Linked DNA regions of Mus musculus: region 2 is linked to region 1. Evidence: chromatin contacts called from ENCODE Hi-C or POLR2A ChIA-PET data. All regions are on one chromosome and are shown on one strand. Each heading gives the region's core, a stretch centred on a gene start or an enhancer-like site at or near the end of the contact. The rest is flanking DNA. Distances are from core to core; before and after follow the strand shown.

The links. A loop is a pair of places that touch in the nucleus more often than their neighbours do. ChIA-PET counts read pairs that join two places held with the same protein, here RNA polymerase II (POLR2A).
Region 2: a map of heart shows a loop between it and region 1 (8-fold over the local background). The contact joins the promoter of Zfp759 here to the promoter of Zfp708 in region 1. A Hi-C loop is called at or near these places in 3 of 37 maps with a recorded cell type or tissue (gastrocnemius and heart). POLR2A ChIA-PET finds 5 or more read pairs at or near these places in 3 of 5 experiments (Patski and embryonic stem cell).

What each region holds. Positions count from the first base shown.
Region 1 is chr13:67,079,803-67,083,307 of GRCm38, reverse strand. Zfp708 (zinc finger protein 708) reads left to right here and starts at 1,763. Exons shown (of 4, transcript NM_001012448.2): 1 at 1,763-1,858. The coding sequence starts at 1,853.
Region 2 is chr13:67,126,431-67,129,935 of GRCm38, reverse strand. Zfp759 (zinc finger protein 759) reads right to left here and starts at 1,708. Exons shown (of 4, transcript NM_172392.3): 1 at 1,622-1,708. The coding sequence starts at 1,627.

The DNA of each region.
Region 1 (3,505 bases), core at 514-3,013:
ATGTATGTATGTATGTATGTATGTATGTGTGTGTGTGTATGGGGGGATTTATTCAAATGACTTACAGACTGTTGTCCAGCTAATCTGATGTTGGCTGGCAGAGCAGAGCATAGAAAGTCTAAGACTCCAGTAGTTTGCTCAGTCCACAAGCTGGTGCTCGGTATATGCTGGAATCCCAAAGATGTAGCTATAATGCCCATGAGGGAACGGACTTGCTAGGTAACAGCAAGCAGACAAAGAGCAAAAGCTTCCATCTTCCGTATCTATGTAGCAGTGGTTCTCAATCTTCCTAATGCTGTGAGCCCTTAATACAGTTCCTCATGTTGTGACTCCCCAACCATAAAATTATTTTTTGATATTTTATCACTAATTTTGCTGTTATGAATTGTAATGTAACTATGTGATATGCAGATGATCTTAAGCAACCCCTGAAAAGGGTTGTTTGACCCTCAAGGGGTCATAACTTGCATGTTGAAAATTGCTTTATAGCAGGGCGCGGTGGCACATGACTTTAATCCCAACACTCGGGAGGCAGAGGCAGGCAGATTTCTGAGTTAGAAGCCAGCCTGGTCTACAAAATGAGTTCCAGGACAGCCAGGGCTACACAGAGAAACCCAGTCTCGGAAAAGAAAAAAAAAAAAAAAAAAAAAAGGAAGGAAGGAAGAGAAAAAAGAGAAAATTGCTGTTATATAGACTTCCAGCAGAAGGTGTGGTCCAGATTAAAATTGTTATCTTCCCACCTCAGGATTGGAATTAAAGGCATGTATTTCCACCTGTTGCAGTAATTCCCCAACCCTGATACCCCAATAAGTCTATGCAAAAACCACACAACTCAGTTACATTATTTACAAGCTGCACGCTTAGACTGAGCAGATTTATCACTACACTACTCTATTCCCCAGCTGTGAGATCCCACATTATTTGCTGCCTCTCAGGGCCTTGTGGTTCTGCTCCATCTTCCTCTTATCTTCTCTTCCTCAGTCTTCTTCCTCCCTCGCTCCCTACTCTTCCCTCACTTCCTAAAACCTCTAGCCCCACCTTTCCCTTCCACTGCCCAATCACAGGCTCTAGTCTTTATTTGACCAGTTAGAATGGGGAGAAGGTTCACAGGAAATCACCTGAGTATGTGATCCACTCCTCTCAGGGGCAACCCCTCTTGAGGAAGCTGAATTAACATCAGAATACAAACAGCACCAGGGCAACCCACAACATCTACCTCACAAGTCATGACTAGAAGTGGATCCACCCACTTCAAACAAACAAAAATCCCTCAAAGGTGTCCCTTGTATTTCTTCTGGATTCCATCTAATTCTAGATGTAGTCAAGTACCAAGAATAGAAATCACAGGAGAAAAGAGTTTATTTGGTTTACATAACCTGGATTGCTGTCCATTGGAAGAAGCCAAGGCTGGAATTCAAAGAGGGCAGGAACCCGGAGGCAGGAGCTGCTGATGGTTTTTATTTTAAATCTAGTATAATTGAGTCAATGAGTTTTCCTCCTGCCAAAAGACTCTAGGAACCCCAGAGCTTTTTAGGTAACGTCTTTGATCAGAGTAAGAAGTAAACCTAATACAAGTTGCCGTCAAAGGCTGGATTTATATTCCCACAAGACCTTTGTAAATTTGAGACTTAAAAAGCAGCCTAATCCAGTGACAGGCTATAAATAGTTCTCCCTGACTTTGGTTCAGGGCAGTCCTTCGCGTAGACTTCTGGGAAATGTAGTCTCTCTTAGCATGACTCCGCTAGACCGGACTCTACTCCTCTGTGCTTCCGGTTCATTTTGCTTTTGTGTTTCTCCAAACTCTGCGGCTTTCTCAAAGTTGGAACAGTGTGGCTTGCGCTCCGCGCTCGACATGGAGGTTGGTCCCGGCTGCAGCCTAGCCTTGCAGGCCTCATGAACTATACGGGTGGGCGGGCCCGGGGTGCAGGGAGCCGGGGAGGGCTGGGCGGGAGGCGGAGAGAAGCCCACGTGGTCCTGCAGTGCGGACCTAGGCTTGGCCAGAGTGCAGGGGTGGGGCGCACGCACGGTGCAAGGAGTGATTGCTCTGTTAGGACAGAGCGGCTGACAGAGTCAATCATGTGTTTCAGGGACCTGAGAGGTGGCCTGCTACTGCGAGAATGGAGACTGGAAAGTCTAGGGTTGGTAGAGCAGGGTGGCTTGGCTGACCGTGCCAGAGGCAGGCTGTGATGAGAGCTCATACCCCACCTTGGCTGGGGAAGCTTGCTGTTAACTAGTTTTCACATTGCTGTTGTCAGATCCCTCAGGAAATCTAGAGCAAGTGGGTTTTTCTGGGCCCTCCCGTATTCAATGAGAGGCCCAGGACTCTGATTTTGAGTTCGTGTGGCTCATAGTTTCCAGGACAGTGAGTTCTGCGGGGGAGTTTGGTGTATGGGATGTTCGTCCCGTTTTCTTTGTGATAAATTGTTAGTTTTCAGGGCGGCTCACTTTGGATAGGAATCACTCCTTTACCCACTGTGACAGAACCCTCACATTCACACACCTGTATGAGGAAAAAAAAAAAAATCTCATCGAGGGGGCACTCTGAACTTTGTCCCAGCTATCACTGATCCTACAACACTGCAGAGTGGAAAATACTAGAGATTATTACCACATACAATTGCACCGGAGACTGCGATGTCAGAAATTTGGTGTTGTGTGGAAAGATTGAGAGTGAAGTTGAAGAGCTGTGGCTCACTCAGGGTCCTGTGATTGTATACAGCCAATGCTCACCCTGCCCTTTGTATACAGCCGCTGCTCATCCTGACATTTGTACTGTTTTTGCCACACTTCAGTCAAATTGATTTGTGTGCTGGAGACTGACTTACAGCATTAAAATCTATACCTGAGAAGCATGGGCTTTAAACTACATCAATACCAATACTTTCTATGTATCATCTAACAATCATTAAAATATGGACATTTTCTAATTAATGTCACTAATCTGCAGGAAACTAAGAATGTGCCGTTTTACACTGTTTAAGGTGTGAAAAGTACATTTTCTTGTACCTTAAATCTCGTTTCCTACAATGTAGAGGTGATACAGCAATAAGCACAATTATATTATAGGTCACAACACATAGATGTTTGATATCTATCTATCTATCTGTCTGTCTATCTACACTTTTACTTAATATATTTCTTAAACAGATCTATGATTGAAAATAAAACATCAGTGTATGCTGTGCTGTTTCCTGTTACATCTGCATTTGGGAGGTGGAAGCAGGAAATACAGTCCTTTGGGCATATGCTGAGTCTTATGTTGACTTATTCTTTTAGCTTTTTGTGGGTTCTCCATACTGATTGCCAGAGTTGCTGTACCAAGTTGCAGTCTTAGCAACAGTGACTGGGAGGTTCATTTTTTTCCACTCCTTCCCAGGATTTTTTTTGTCAGTTGTTTTGTTGATCTTAGCCTTTCTGACTGTAGTAAGAAGAAATCTCAAAGTTGTTTTGATTTCCTTGATGGTTAAGGACGATGAACACTTTTTGATGTTTATTTTTTAGCCAT
Region 2 (3,505 bases), core at 459-2,958, 47 kb before region 1:
CTGTGTGTATGTTGTGAATGCAAAACTCTTGTAAGGAGTCTGTGTGTGCAGAGACTGATGGCCCACGTGGAAGTTCACTGAGGGGCAGAGCCTGGAATTCTGCAGGTTCAGGGTTAGCTGTCTTGGGCTGATTTTCCCTTCAGGGACAGTCCTTGCCTCACTATGTAGTGGACCACACAGCTTGTTAATAGATAAAAACCTCTCAGAATCCACTGACTAGGCAGAACATGAGATTCTATCAACCCAAAAGCTAAAATCTCAGCAGATGGTATCTTAGGTGAATAGAATATCTCCCATATCTCAAGGTACATATACATACCTCTATCAGACTTACACCAATGTATTTTAAGCTTTCTTAGGTTAATGACATTCTTTGTTCTGTAAAACCATGAAATAGATTTCATGTTGGAGCATGGAATTTGGATTAATTAAACCTGTGTTCTCAGATCATGGCTACAAAAATGGCTCTGGACTAAACTATTCTCTTAACTCTTCAAAAGGACAACTATGCATTTTGCATGAACAGGAACCTACTATATGCAAATCATAAGTTCCCAAGTATGCCACAGGTTTTGAAATTTATCTTGCAGCCTTTCTAATACAGTTGAAAAATTTGAAGACTTCTTCCTAAAACTATTAAGGGTGCATCAGTAAACCTGAAAGTCACATTGAGGGACAGGGAAAATTTAAGAGAGTTCGAACACTGCCAATAATAGGAACATACATAAGAAAATCACATGATGAGACAATATCCAGATCCTGCCAGATTAAAGAGAACAATGTACAGAGCCTGGCAGATGAGCAGAGATATTTCCTCCTTCCCTTTCAGACTTTCCAGCTCCTCCCAGCGATCTTTCTCTCATCACACCAAGTCATCTATCTCTCACATCTGAAAAGAAGTCCAAATACTGGACAGAACACATACTCAGAACACAAACATACTCAGAACCGTTGAGGTATTACTGTCTAGTCATTTTTAATCTGTGTAAAATCCATAATTACATAGATTGTGCAAACACGGGATGTTACCAATTACAAGATTATTCTGTGGCTATACAGCCATGTATTGTGAGGAATCATGTCACTGAGATGTCTATTAGAAATTCCCACTCTAACCAAGGCATCCATAAATCTAACAATTCATTCCAAAGGAAAAGTAATTAACACCCCACACAACAATCACCGTCACAGGACTCTCTGTCCCTGGACACTAGGAACTTTAGAAAGCTGTGTGAACTCAAACAAGGAGTAGTCTCCAGGACATGACGTATAGGGGGCGGTAGATGTCCCCGTGTTCTGTATGTCCAGAGAATCTGACTACAGCCAGTGAGAATGGGTCAACTAGGCCGAGCACGTTTCCCTTTAAACATGCTTGAGCTCTGGTCAGCATCGCAGGCACAGGCAGTGTGCAGACCCTGCCTGCCCTTGCCATCCTGTAGTTTCTAACGTTCTCCTCATCAAACCTGTGCCCAGGGACAGTGACCCAGCCTAGGTCAGCACAGCATCTCCAGGTCAGCAGCTTCCTGTCTCACAACAAGCCCAAGCCGGCACTCTCCGTGCCCTACCCGCCACCCTGCACAGTCCCTCATATCTGCAAGATGGTGCTGTTCCCTGCACCAACCTCCATGTCAGAAATCCAAATGCAGCGCTCAACAGGACAACTGCACAAATTTGAGAAGCGACCTTTGACGAAAGAATATGGAAATTTGATGCTGACAGCACTTTCTGATGCCGTCACAGGGGCCGGGACTACATTTCCCACAAATCAATTGGAAGGACTTCCGGGAACCCACTGAAGAGGTTTTGTACACTGCCTGGATTACAGTCCACTGAGAGCAGGTGCACATGGACATGCACAGGGAATTTGGGCTCTTTTACAGTCCTTGGTCACGGCACGAAATGTTTGCCTGTGAGCTGAACCTTTCACATTAATCCCGCCTATCAGGTTTCCATGTTATCTCTGATAAAACATTTTGATTTAAAAACTCCGACCTACTATAGAATCTTATTAACAAATGGAAAATTCATGCTTTCATGATCTGCTTTATTTAAGAATGTGGAAGCAGGAAGTTAATGTAGGAGTGAGCATTATCTCTTTACGATTCTATTGAAACCATCCTAGTCGCTTAAGATAGAAGAATTAGAAATCAAAGCTAGTCACCAGCAGATGTTTTCTGAGCACTCCACTGGTTTTTCTCTTCTGTATGTCTCCCAAGGGGCGGGACAGAGTTACTGGGATCACAATGATGTGTGTACTAACTCTTTTTTTTCGAGGCAGGGTTTCTCTGTATAGGGTTTCTCTGGCTGTCCTGGAACTCACTCTGTAGACCAGGCTGGCCTCGAAATCAGAAATCTGCCTGCCTCTGCCTCCGGAGAGCTGGGATTAAAGGTGTGCGCCACCACGCCCGGCGTGTGTACTAACTCTTAATCCACTGTGCACTATAGGATTTCCCCCTGCCTTAGGTTTGATGTTCCTTATTGATTTTTCTGTCTCTGCACTGATCCTGTCATCGGTCATATTTGACAATATTTGAACATTAGTGTTATCTGTCTTGAATTTCCCTCACTTCTCCTAAACAGAACACTGAGATATTTTCTTCTTGAATACAAAGATATCAGAAATATTCATAATACTGTCTAATGAGATCACTGTATTAAAGGAGTTACACTGGAAACATAGAGTATTGAGAATTCATGTCTCTTCTTGGGAAGGTTTATTCTTGTGCAGTTCATGGTTGAGTCAAAGTTACAAACCCTGTTACAGAAAAGACTTCCTACTTCCCTGAATCCTAATGATTCAAAAAGAAGCTGTTTCAAAGAAGATACTGTGCCGAGTCCATATTTAATTCTTCTTTTCCAGTGAGTATGTTTATCCAGGAATGCAGAACGGCTTCCTCAAATTAGAAAAATTAGAGTCAAGGAACAATACATGTACCTGTACTTGATTGGCAAGTGTCATGACTGGTCTGTCCTCCTCCTGAATGCTGCAGTGAAGGGCATTGACAGAAACCACAAAAGTTAGTATTTCTGAGCATAGCTAGTTTTCCAATATATGTTATGTGTTGAGATCTGGTCTGTTGCTATGTATTGTAATGCTAAATTCTGTATCCAAGATCTAGTACTACAGCTGACTTCTCATATTTACATGGTTCTGTGGCACAAACCTTCATCCTTGATTTAAAACTATGGGATAAATCAAATTGGCTACAGCCAATTACTGGAGGGATTTGTGGAGGGCGGGTATTGAGTTACCTGGTAGGGGGTGGAGAAGAGAGAGAAGAAAGAGAGACCAGGACAAGGAGAAATGGGGAAAGAGGATGAAGATGCCCTGGGACAGATGGACCATGAGCCTGTGGCCAGGAGAAACAGCAAATATCTGGGGTAGAGCACTGGGAAGGTAGCCATGACGGCAGTTACAAGAGTAGATTAGTGGTTGTGTTCCAGTAATTGCCAAAGCCAAATGCTATAACCCTAGGCTGAGTTGAATTTATCTGTAAGCTAGTCA